3 separate regions of the Mus musculus genome follow, and all the other regions are linked to region 3. Evidence: chromatin loops called from intact Hi-C (ENCODE). Cell type or tissue: heart. All regions are shown on one strand. Region 1 overlaps Banp (BTG3 associated nuclear protein). Region 2 has its middle 11 kb from the start of Gm34413. Region 3 has its middle 10 kb from the start of Gm39268.

The links. A loop is a pair of places that touch in the nucleus more often than their neighbours do. Peaks named below come from ENCODE experiments on the same cell type or tissue, not always from the same donor. Only the 100,000 strongest peaks of a DNase experiment are listed, where the experiment ranks them.
Region 1: a loop joins it to region 3, with 2.1 times the contacts of the local background. A loop is called at or near these places in 3 of 42 quality-filtered maps.
Region 2: it touches region 3 in a loop (2.1-fold over the local background); 2 of 42 quality-filtered maps call a loop at or near these places.

Annotation. Positions count from the first base shown.
Region 1 is chr8:121,997,367-122,001,366 of GRCm38, forward strand. It overlaps Banp (BTG3 associated nuclear protein), which reads left to right. Exons shown (of 14, transcript NM_016812.4): 8 at 3,598-3,765. Among named protein-coding and RNA genes, the nearest start is that of Mir7237, 21 kb to the left of the region's middle. In heart, a CTCF peak has its summit at 1,839 (motif pointing right); no DNase peak of the experiment used is centred here.
Region 2 is chr8:122,081,629-122,085,628 of GRCm38, forward strand. It overlaps a transcript of Zfp469 not described here. Among named protein-coding and RNA genes, the nearest start is that of Gm34413, 11 kb to the right of the region's middle. In heart, no CTCF peak of the experiment used is centred here; a DNase peak (open chromatin) is centred at 1,913; H3K27ac peaks cover 476 bases.
Region 3 is chr8:122,137,863-122,141,862 of GRCm38, forward strand. It overlaps a transcript of Zfp469 not described here. Among named protein-coding and RNA genes, the nearest start is that of Gm39268, 10 kb to the right of the region's middle. In heart, a CTCF peak has its summit at 2,070 (motif pointing left); DNase peaks (open chromatin) are centred at 2,089 and 2,618; H3K4me3 peaks cover 366 bases; H3K27ac peaks cover 2,159 bases.

The DNA of each region.
Region 1 (4,000 bases), 140 kb before region 3:
GTGATGCTGGGCGCAGTGGTCATCCTGGAAATAGGATTTGCTTTGGCAAGATGTGTGGCTCGCTGTGCTGAGAGGGACAAGATGTGTGGCTTGCTGTGCTGAGAGGGACACTGGGAATGGGCTTCTCCAGGGACTTGCAGATCCCAGTCTCACTCATCCTTCGGCTGCTTTTGGGGAGAGAGCAGAGGTGGGATTCCTTGATGCCCACTGCCCCAGCGCCCCCTGGGGTGGCTGTGTGTTTAGTTTCACTGGGGCCACACCTTTGGCTTTTCCATCATCTCAGGTAGGTATTTGACACCTTTTTTTAGAAAGAGACATTAGCTCTGCGGCTTTGGAGTGTTGGGCCAGTGTACCCCACAGTTAGACACGAGCTTAGCTCCAGGGGTTTGTAGTAGGTGGGGAGACAGGCGCTGCTAAGGCTATGGCCATCTGTCCAAGAGTCTGCCTTGCCTTCCCCAAATCATGGTCTGCCCCGTGCTCACTCAGCTGCAGGCCATGTGCGAGAGGAGGAGTGCGGGCTGTTCATGACCATGGCTCTGTGGCCACAGGCTCCGTGCTAGTCTCTGTGCACTGGTTCCTTAGCTTTGTAAGAACAGAGATTTGGTGAAGTACTGGCATACCTCTACCTGTGTGGGCCCTCTGCCTCCCAACTGCTGGGATTAAAGGTATGCGCCACCACACCACACCCGTGCAGTGACTCTTCCTAAACTATTACCTGGAGGAGACGGTCTCCTGGTCGTAAGTTGCAGGCAGCGCATTGTCCAGAGAGCTCTCCTGGCTTGGTGCCCTGTGGGGTATATTGAATTTCTTGGGCCACACTAGCAGAGTCCGTGCTGGAGCATTCAGACCCAGGCCCAGAGGCAAGGGTTAGCTTGGCTGGGCAGCAGCTCCTCCTCCAGGGGCTTTGCCTCTAGCTCTGGTGTGGTGGCCCTGGGTCTTCCTGATGTGGCCTCCATGGGCCATCTTCTCCTATCTCCTCATAGAGATCCCACTGCTGCTGCCTCTTCCTCAGTCATATCTGTAAAGGCCCTGCATTTTTGCCCAATGATTTTGGAAGACATTGATCCATCAGTGACAGGGATGTGGGTTTCTCTGAGTTTGGATAATCAGATGCTGTCTCTTCCCTGGTCCTGAAGGATGGCTCGGGAAAGCTGCTCAAATGCCTTGGATACAGGCCATTATATGGGTGTGGCATTGGTCTGCCATGGCTTGGCACGGGTCTTGGGATGCCCCGAGAATGCCAGTTTGCCTAGAGAGCCAGGGAAGAGTTGGGTTGGTTTAAGCTGGTGGCAGAGCAGCTTGAGTTCCGGAGACAAATGGGAGACCTCTTCTCAGAAGGGACCAGTCACTGCTGAGGGGTGGCTTAGAATGGCTGTCAGAGACTACAGACTAGGAGGAGTTGTGGGGAGGCATGAACGGGCCAGGGTGAGCTGGGGACAGCCTGCAGGCGTCCTTGGGAAACTTTGCCACCGTGCAGAGGCCTCTTCAGGCCTGCCTCCAAGCCTCTACAGCTGAAGAGCAGCAGTGCCCTTGACTTTCATGAGCTCAGTGCTCCACCACCTTGGGCAGCAGGTGACCCCACAGGCCAGCAGCTGGAGGCTTCTGTTGTTTCCAGGGCTTTTGGTTTTGAGCTTTGGTCCTACTGCATGGCCTGCTGAGCAGAGGAAGGTATGACATCAGGCCTCGTCTTGTTTGTCCTCCGCTGTGACGAAGGTGGACACATAGCCAGAAGTGACACTGTGAGATGGCTTCTCCTATTCCTTGGTTTTGCCTACAAACAGGCACAAGAGCGATGGTGTTCTTACTCAGTGAGGCTTTCAAATGTGTATCAGATGAGGTAGTTGGCCAGCAGGGGGTTCTGTGGTGACTGCGACTGGAAGCCAGGTGACTGGCCTGGGACCTACAGAGGCTTTTGTCCATATCTAAAGCCACTTGTCTCGCGTGTGGTTTCTCAGTGGTTTATGACTCTGTCTATTTGAGATGACCTGGAAGTCAGAACCAGAGCTGCCAACTCACTCCTGAGGGAAAGGGAAAAGTACTTCCAGGTCACAGGCCTGCTGTCACTGTGCCATTGCTGAGTATATGCAAACAGAACACTCAGAGACATCTCCTAATGCCCAGTAGGTAATATGGCAGTGAAAGGGTTCCACTCCTTCTCATGGCTGCTCTTGATGAGAGCAGCTGTAGAGTTTGGGGGAGAACTTCCCCCTCAGGAGACGATCTAAACTCGGTGGCTTTAACAGCCAGAAGAGGACATTTGCCAACTTAGACTTTTGATTATTGGAGTTTGAGTTTCTTCATTTATTTTCCTGTTATTTAGTGAAGTTGCATAAGCCAGCTACAGAGGTCACTGTGTTGAAGAGAAAGTCTTGTGACGTCCTTCACTACCATCCTTCCTGCTGTCATTGGGCCGTGGCAGACAGAGGACCATGGGCTGGAGACAGGGTCTAGTGGTTAAGAACACTTACTCCTCCTAGCAGTCCTGAGTTCGAGTCCCAACTCCCACAGCAGTGGCACACAGCTGTCTGTAGCTCTAGCTCTAGGTGATCCAGTAACTGTGACCTCTGCGGGTACACAAACACACACATACACACAATTTAATAAATATAAATTTTAATTGGCAAATTTAAGGATTGGTGATACAAAAAGTAAGTTCTAAAAAGAGGGAGGGCCATGGCGTGAGGTCGTGAGATGGCCAGGCTCTGCGTGCTCTTCTGTGCTCCCGGCCTGTTCTGTGCTCCTAAGGATCGGCAGTTGGGGTCCAGTGGTGCTCTGCTGTGTGCTGTGTGTTCCTGCTCTACCCTCCAGGGCTGGATGTGGCTACTACCCTTCCCTGGGGTTCCAGGCAACTCTGGGAAGTGGTTCCTGTGCTAAGAGCTTGGGTGTGTTAGGAGACAGCCTGGTAAGAACGAAGGAGTAAGCAACTGGCTGGGAGCACTGGGCAAACATCTTCAGGTGCCTGCTGCTCCCCGAATGCTGGCCAGAATTTACTGAGTGCCCCTCGTTTGTAAGGGAGGAAGGGTAAACACTGTGTGAGATCCCTGTACATTTAAGGTGTTCTAGAAAGCAAGTGTGCTGCACTGAGGGAGTTTTGGATGAGGAGAGGGGACAGTACTGTTTGCTGGTCTGGACTGAGGCGGGCTAGGCTAAACAGAAGAGCAGAGGGTAACGGACTACAGCTTTGGCAAGACCTGTATGAGTGCAGTTTTGAGTCTGATTCCCTAGGCAATTAGGATGGTATATGTCGTCTTGTGAGTGAGTTTAGGGCAAGAGAAGTTACAGGCTTGGGAGTCTGAAGCCTGGGAGAAATGGAGACTCGTTGGTGTTGGAGTGAAGCCTGGTTCTTTAAAGGTTAACTAACTCGACGGGAGGAGTGGTAAATACCTGCATCTGGTCCTGCTGCCCCCAGTGACCTGAGTGATGGGCGTCTTCCTTGATGAAGTGAGATTTTCTAGAAGATGAGTCAGACCTTTAGGAGTAGGCCAGCGGCTCAGCTGGGTCTCTTAGCAGAGCTTAGCTGCTGTTTGGTGCTCTCAGCAGTGGGGCTCAGGACAAGGCCTGCGTATGAGAGCTCTTAACTGGGACGTGTTCTTTCAGGTCACCTCTTCTATAAATTTGGAATCACGGAATCTGACTGGTATCGGATCAAGCAGAGCATTGACTCCAAGTGCCGGACAGCCTGGCGGCGGAAGCAGCGAGGCCAGAGCCTGGCGGTCAAGAGCTTCTCTCGGAGGACGCCATCCTCATCCTCTTACAGTGCCTCAGGTAGGCTCAGGAGGGCGCTGTCCCGAAGCTCCGTTCATCAGTCCTGGCCCTGTCAGTGAGGCTGGCCTTGTGGGAGCTCCCTAGGCAGTGACAAGAGCACAGGGCCTGCCTATTTACACTGTAGGCTCAACAGGAAAATTTAGTGTGGGACCTTTCTCGAGTTGCCTGGTTACTTATCTTCTGAGCGTCCTGCTGCCTTAACAGTAGCTACTGTGTAGCTGCAGAGTGGCGGTGG
Region 2 (4,000 bases), 56 kb before region 3:
GATAGCCATGAGCCAGTCACAGTGAAAGCACACACGGAGTGCTCCAGGAGACACAGGGTAGAAAACTGGAGACCGGGAACCACTTTCCTGGTTCATGGAGGCTTGAGTGGGAGACACCATCATCTGCCGAAGAGCTGACTCTCACAGAGAGCATCAGGTCTTTCCTTCCACACTCTCAGGGCAGGGTGTGGGGTGACCCTGGCAGAGTCAATGTGGAGATGAAGGTTGGGGTTGAGGCTGTGACAGAGAGGGAGCTGTCAGATTGTTGGTGGAGAAACAGTTTCGAGGTCTCTAGCAATCAGAATGGTTCTTAAAATCTTTCAGGAAGTGTCTGTGACCAAAGTGCTGCACCAGGCCCCGCCTTGCTCAGAGTAGACACTCCAGCTCTGAGATGGGCTTTGGGTCTGGAAAACACTGTATCGGAATCGACTGTAGCTGTGTGTCCCTGTCGGTGGGGTTTCCTGACATTCCAGGGTCCTGCTTGTTCTGGTGGGATCTACTGGGGCGGGCCTTGGCAGCTGTAGATTTTGGCTACACCAATGGTATGGGATCCCAGTCTCTGTTGTCTGTCTGAGCATTGACTAGCTCCTGTGAAACCTGCCCCTGGCTGGGTCCTCTGCCAGCCTGCCCAATGCCAGTCCATCAACCAGAGGGCCCATGAGTGAGCAATAAGGTCAGTTATTTGACAATAAGATCAAGTGTATACTGAGCGGGAAACCCTCTAACCTCTATCCACAGAAACATTGTGTGACTTTTCCTGAGGGGACATATTCAAACATCTATTCACCCCAAGTCTGGATTGTCGAACTAGCTAGGCATTTACTGGGGTCAGTTCTAGGATCATGGGTGACTCAAAGGCAAGTGGGCACAGGAAAAGCACAGGTCGTCGTGGGTAACGACTCCGAACAGCTGGGTCCCTGGAGCTCCCTGTCTATCTTACAGGTAGACTCCTCCACAGAGAGACTTGTCTTCCCAACAAGTGTCAATTCTTATAGAACCAGGGGAGGAGGGCACATGGCTTTGGGGATCCTGTGACTTTTTCCAGCTTGCTCCAGTTGGAGTCTCTCTCAGTCTTGCTCTGTGTATGTCTCTCTGTCTCTCTCCCTCTGTCTTTCTCCCTCTGTCTGTCTCCGTCTTTCTCTGACTCTCTGTCGCTCTTCCTCCTTCCCTCCCTCTCTCTCTCTTCCCCTTCCTTCCCTCCCACCCTACATCCCCCACCTCTCTTGTTTTTCAAGATAGGGTTTCTCTATAGCCCTGGCTGTCCTAGAACTTCCTCTGTAGACCAGGCTGGCTTCAAACTCTGCCCCTGCCTCCCGAGTGCTGGGATTGAAGGCGTGCACCACTTTGGCTCAGTGTGCCTCAAGTCTTTATGAGTCTTTCTTCTCCCTTTAGGAGAGAATGCTTCAATTAAGAGGTAATAACACACTCTCTCTCTCTCTCTCTTTCTCTCTGTCTCTGTCTCTGTCTCTGTCTCTCTCTCTCTCTCTCTCTCTCTCTCTGTGTGTGTGGTGTGTTGTACGGACATGCATGTGTCGGTGTGCTAACCCACATGTGCATATAGATCTGGAGGCAGACGTTGGCATTGGGTGTCTTCTTATATTGATCTGGGTCTTAGTTTTTGGGACTGGATATTTCACGGAACCTGGAACTCATCCATTCACTTAGACTGGTGGGCAGTAAGCTCCAGGTATCCTCCTGTCTCTGTCTCACACCCAGTCCTGAGGTTATAGACACATTGCTGTACCCAGAACAGGGTGAAGGAGCTGGGCAGGAGCGCTGAAGAGCAGGTTCCCCATCAGCTGCTTCAGCGTCTCTCACTCATGGTCATGGGGCCTGTGTCCGTGCCAGAGCTTCATGCTGTGCCCTGTCCCCACTGTCTCCTCAAGCCCTGGACCCGCAAAGCAGGAGGTCCATCTGGTTGTATTCTTCTATTCTGGTAACGTCATAGGGTGGTGAAGTCACTTGATGTCCTGGCAGAGAGCAGTGAATGGAGATAAGACAGAGAAGCCGGTTCCTGGAAGGACTTTTTGCAACTGGGAGAAAGATGTGTCAGCCAGTCACTGGTGAGGCTTAGCACATAGCCATTGTTAGCAAGGTCAGGACCCAGTACAGTCAGATGCCTCTGACAAGATGCTTGGGACTGGAAGACTGTGTCCAAGGAACCAGTCACATTGGCTTCTCTAGGAACCTCTTTTTAGAGCTTTCAGGAGGCCAGTGGCTGGTGGTGCTGCTCAGAGTGTAGAGTGCGTGGCTTGGATGCATGAAGCCCTGGGCCTGTTGGTCTACACCTGTGATCCCAGAACTTAGGAGGTGCAGGCAGGGGGATTAGCTACATAGCAGGTTCAGGATCAGCCTAGGTTATGTTAGAGCCTGCCTCAAAAAAAAAATGAAAAAGAAGAGGGCTTTCTCTCTGTGTCATCATCCTCAGGTGGCCTCCCTTCTGCACCAGAGGACCAGCCAGCCAGGCAGCCAGAGGCCCTAGTGTCTTTTCCTCTTCTAAGGAGGTCATCAGACTCACTGCAGCTGGGCCTCATCCCTGCAACATCATCTTACTTCAGTTATCCAGAAGCCTCTGCGTCCAGACACAGTCACACTGGGGTCACCAAGGCACAGCCCAGCCAGTGGCAGGGGTCACCAAGGCACAGCCCAGCCAGTGGCAGGGGTCACCAAGGCACAGCCCAGACAATGGCAGGGGTCACTAAGGCACAGCCCAGACAATGGCAGGGGTCAGCAAGACACAGCCCAGCCAATGACAGGGGTCACCAAATCACAGCCCAGCCAATGGCAGAGGTCAGCAAGACACAGCCCAGCCAATGGCAGGTGTGAGTTACATTCTTTTCTGCTCATCATCGTAATTCCAACCTCTTCTTGGGGCTTCTTTCTTCTGTGTCTTTAAAAGACTCACGGCTCTTACCTCCCACCCCCCACCCCATTCCCAGTCGGAAAGCTCAGGTGAACTGGGAACCCAGTTGCTGTTCCTATTGGTTGAAGGAGAAACAAAGTCTGGGAAGAATTTTTTTTTTTTAAGTCTACAATTTTCCTAGCTCAAGGGCATTTGTGAGATGTTTAAGATGTTGTCAATATTTATTATTTTGAGCATGGTACATAAGCACAGGCTAAAAATCCCGGAAACACTCTTCAGGAAGGGAGTCAGGAGGAGGAGGTGTGAACACTGTGGGCGACCTCCCAGCTGCCTGCCCTCCTTCTTCTCCATTCCTTAGCAGCATAGATGATGATGTAGGCTGGGCATCCAGTGGGAGGAAAGGGGACCTTCTTTAGTGTGTCTGTCTGAGGCTGCTGCCTTCCTTGCTTTTCCCGAGGATCAGAGAGCCTACCTCACACATGGCCGTCCGTCCGTGAATGTCTAGCATCCAACACACAGTGGGGCTGTGGGACCCTTATTGGGGTCATGGAGGCACCCTGCACGTCTGCCAACATCCCACCTAGTGCCCGCTCCACATCAATTGTGGCTCCAGCCATCCTGCCCAGACCACCAGCACCAGGTCTGCCTCCGTGTGGTGGGCACGCAGGATAGACACTGCAGAACAGTGCCCTGCAGCCAGGAGGATCCTGTGACAATTGTTCCTGTGGGCTGGTCCTCTCCAGAAGCAGCGAGCTCTGCATGCAGGGGTGGGGTGTGGTTGCTATGATCTAGGGTTTTGTTGACTCATCGGCTCAGATTTTCAGCCCCTGAGCTGCTGTCGCCAGACCCGGCATAAGCCTCTTGTGAAGGGAGGCCCTGCCAATCATGGCCCCGTGACCCTGGCCCTGTATTCTGTGGCCTTGCTAACTGTGTTCACATTTTCTGTCTATATGTTCATATGTGTGGGGGGACATTGGGCATGCTCAGCCTTCCTCTCTTGATACAGGCTGCCTCCTTGACCTCAGGCTAGGCTCACAGTTAGCAAGTCCCAGCAGTCATCCTGTCTCTGCCCCCAGCATTGGGAGATACAGACTCCACATCCATGCTTGCTTAGCAAGTGTTCCTTCCTCTCGAGCG
Region 3 (4,000 bases):
TTAGGGAAGACGTGGCCGGGCAGCTCAGATCATGCGGTGTGTGGTCGAGACTATCACAGTGAAGCAGAGATTGAATGAGGCCTGAAGGAGGGGCCAGACATAACCCTAGTGACACACCTCCTCCATCGAGGCCTCACCTGAGGTTCCTCAAATAGTGCTGCCAAGTGTATAACAAGTGTCAAAACACAAACCTGTGGGACACTTAGGACTCAACCATAACAGGATATAGAGCCTGTATCCCCAGGACCCTACTCCTAACCCAACACACGCTGAAGCCCAGGATGGGGGGGGGGGGGAGGCAACCACAGACACAGGCCCTGTTAGCTGTAGCCCAGCCTTGGACCAGGGTCCTTGAGTCTTCCTGGTTTTCCAACAATAAATCCACCCCATCCAACGGATAAGCAGGGTTCGAAGTCCATCCTGTCAAACTCTGGCAGTTTTCTCCTTTGGCCACCTTAGACTATTCCATGGTGACCTCAAAGGCTCTGTCCCAGCTTCATTTCTAACACCAAGTCCACACCCTCAAGGAGACTCCCATGGGAAGAGAGAGGCTGACTAATGGCTACTGTGTCACAGTGACAAGAAAACGTAGCTAAAGGAGTGAGTACTGCTTCCCCTCAAGCTCCATCGCGGCTTCTCTGTGACCCTCACCAGACTGAAGGTCTGTCCTGACCACATGTCCAGGAGCACCCCCCTCAGCATGGGAGACATGGCAGCTCCTTGTCTGTCAGTATTGGATGGGTTAGTGAAATAAAGAGAGAAAGCTGTCTAGTCCTATTTGGGGAATCAGAGGGCAGGCATGCAGAGAAGCTATGGGGGCCAGGGCGGGGATCAAGAAGTGAGAGATGGGCCCCAAATAGACACCCTGTCGGCCTAGCAGCACCTGAAGAAGCTGGCCTTCTCTGCCTTCATGTCTCTGTGTTGGAATAATGTAATCCAGACTTTAAAAGGTACACCTCTGCAGCAGGGAAGAAGGCTCGGCTCTTACGATGCTTGCTGCTCTTGAACCTGGATTTGGTTCCCAGCACCCACATCAGACAGCTCATCACTGCCTGCAATCTCAGACCCAAGGGATCTGGTGCTCTCTTCTTGCTTCCACAGGCACCTGTACTTACACACCACACCACACTACACCACACACACCACACACACATACACATACACCACACACACACGTGTACATACACACCACACACACACACACACACACACACACACCACATATATACTCTGCGCGCATACACACACCCTACACATACACACAAACACACCACACATGCCATACACCATACTCACACACAAACACGATGGGAGTGACAGACATCATACACACGGGCATGAAACACACATATAATCCCCTACACTAAGAGCACACACATTACTGCACATGGGAACAAGCACAGGCACCCCCACATGCACGAACCACACAGCCCCACAAGACTAGCACTCTACACACACATACCCTACTCATACAGCCCCCACACTACACACACACACACACACACACACACACACACACACATACCACACACACACATGCACCACACACATACACCCCTACACACACACACCACACATACACCCCACATACCACACAGCACACACACACCCCACATACCACATACCACACATATATCCCCTCACACCACACACACACCCTACTCATACAGCCCCCACACTACACACACACACTTACATACACCACACACACCACACACATACACCCCTACACACACACCACACACACACACACACACCACACACACACATCATACATACACCCCACACCCCACACACACCACACATATACACCACACACACACACAAGGAAAGGCAGTCAGATGCCTGGCCTTCCCCTCTACCCACTACAAGTCTCTCAATAGAAGCAAGGGGGAATCTGTGCCTTACCCATGGCTCAGGATCTACCAGATCCACCAGTGTCACTGTCCCCAAGGGCAATCTCCCTGCTTCCCAGTGGAATGATTGTCTAAAGAAGCAGCCTTAGAGTCCTGTCCCTGTCCTGCCACAGAACCCAGTGCTCACCCTTCTGTGGCCCCCTGCTGGACAGCAGAGACATGGCCCCGCCTCATGGCCTATGAATCACTCTGTCTGACCTAAGCTGTGAGGGTCAGGCGTGGGGAGGAGAGCCAGTCCAGTCTTGTAAACTGTCCGGGGAGCTATGACACCCTGCAGAGTGCTGGTTCCGGAGGACCTGTGCCATGGTCTGCTGTGATGTGGGCCAGGAGCCAAGGTCAGCTTCTGCCCTGGGCTCTGCCATCTGTGCGGTGCCCTCTGGGCTTCTCTGATTTTGTAACCTGGAACGGTGGGCTAGCCACGCAATCTTAGAGTAGAGCAAAGAGCTGAGTTATCATTGTCCCCTCATGTGATGAGTAGTTTTCATTCTTGACATGGGCCAGAAAGGTGTTGGGACCACTGGACTGCCTGCCATCCTTGGCTTTGCTTTAGACAAATCTCCCATGTCCCCTCATCCTGGCCTGAATGGGGACCTTCCCGTCGTCTCTAGTGGTGACCATGGCTCATGGCTGGCTCTGTCATCTCTCACTTACACGGCAGGCCCCATAGCTGCTACTGAGTCAGGCAGGTCTTACAACCTGTTTGGACGGGGGCCACTGAGGCGTGTCCAGGCCCCATGGGTGCTACAGGAGCCAGAGTCCTCCCTCCTTCATGTCCCTGCACTGTCTGCTCCCATGTCAAGGAGAGTCAAAGGCTATGCCTCACTGGCAGCTGACACAAGCCAGGTGATACTGACTCAGAGCAGGCACTTGTTTCTCCCAATGGCTGCGGTGCCCCTGCCCATCCTGCAGAATGTCACAGCCTGTTTCTCATGACCAGAAATGGCCCACTTGAGGAGCATTAGGACAGACCCAAGTCAGTTCTGTAAATAATTGTGTAATGAGGGAATGAAGGAGAAAAAAGCAGGGGAAATGGGGGGGCACTGCCTTGGGTGGGGAGGAGGCAGGGGAGCACTGCCCTGGGTGGGAGGAGCACTGATCTGAGTGGGAAGGAACACTGATCTGGGTGGGTGGGGAGCACTGCCCTGGGTGGGGAGGAAGCTTTTCTAAGCTGTATGGAAGTCAGTCATTGTGTGCAGGTGATGCATCTGGTGCCCTCTGTGTCCCAGGACCGAGTAGGATATATGGATGAGTGCACAGGGAGTGTACTGACCACAGAGCTCAGGGCATAGCAGGCCGACAGGCATGGTTCAGTGACGGGGCTCCGCAGCCTTAGGAAAAGGAGATGACGCTGTGTTGGATGCAGCTTTAGGGACAGGGAAACCACTGCTGAGGTCTGTGGCACTCTAGGTGGTCCAAGGGTGCTAGAGAAAAAGGTGTCCATGATGTGAAAGTGCCATCTCTGGTGCCTGGCCCTTCCCAGTGTGTGCTAGTGGCCCTCAATATATGCAAACCAGTACTATGAACCATCTAAGTATGAGCGAGACACCCAAGAAGCCTAGAGGTAGGACCTTTCCCAGGACACTCTGTGTCCTGCAGGCCCGCCTACCTGGTTCTCTCTCCTGGAGAATTCATATTCATGTCTGACACTGCCTGGTCAGGCTGCATCTCCTCACATGCGCTCTGTTCACAGAGCGGTAATGAGGGCTAAAGTGGGGTTCTTGACCCCTGATGTGCTCGTTGGGCTTGGGAGGCTCAAGAAAGAACCCAGGCTTGGCTTGGCTGTGTCTGCTGTTGTTGGTTCCACTTGAGCCCAAATGTCATCAGGGCCCAGGTAACAGTTCAGGACCTGACACCAAGCTGGACACAGCATCCTGGAATTTGGCGTGCTTGACATGGTGGCTAATGTCTTCTGCTTGGCCATGGGACAGACTGAAGGAAACATGGAAGAGGCCAACCAGGAAGCGGTGGCCCTGTCAGTGTCTCCAGTACGTGGCAGATGTCAGACCCACATCTGTGTGCTCTTAGCCTCTCCATTAGGACCACAGGGATCCATCCCTCTGAGATCAGAGACAACACTTGTGAGA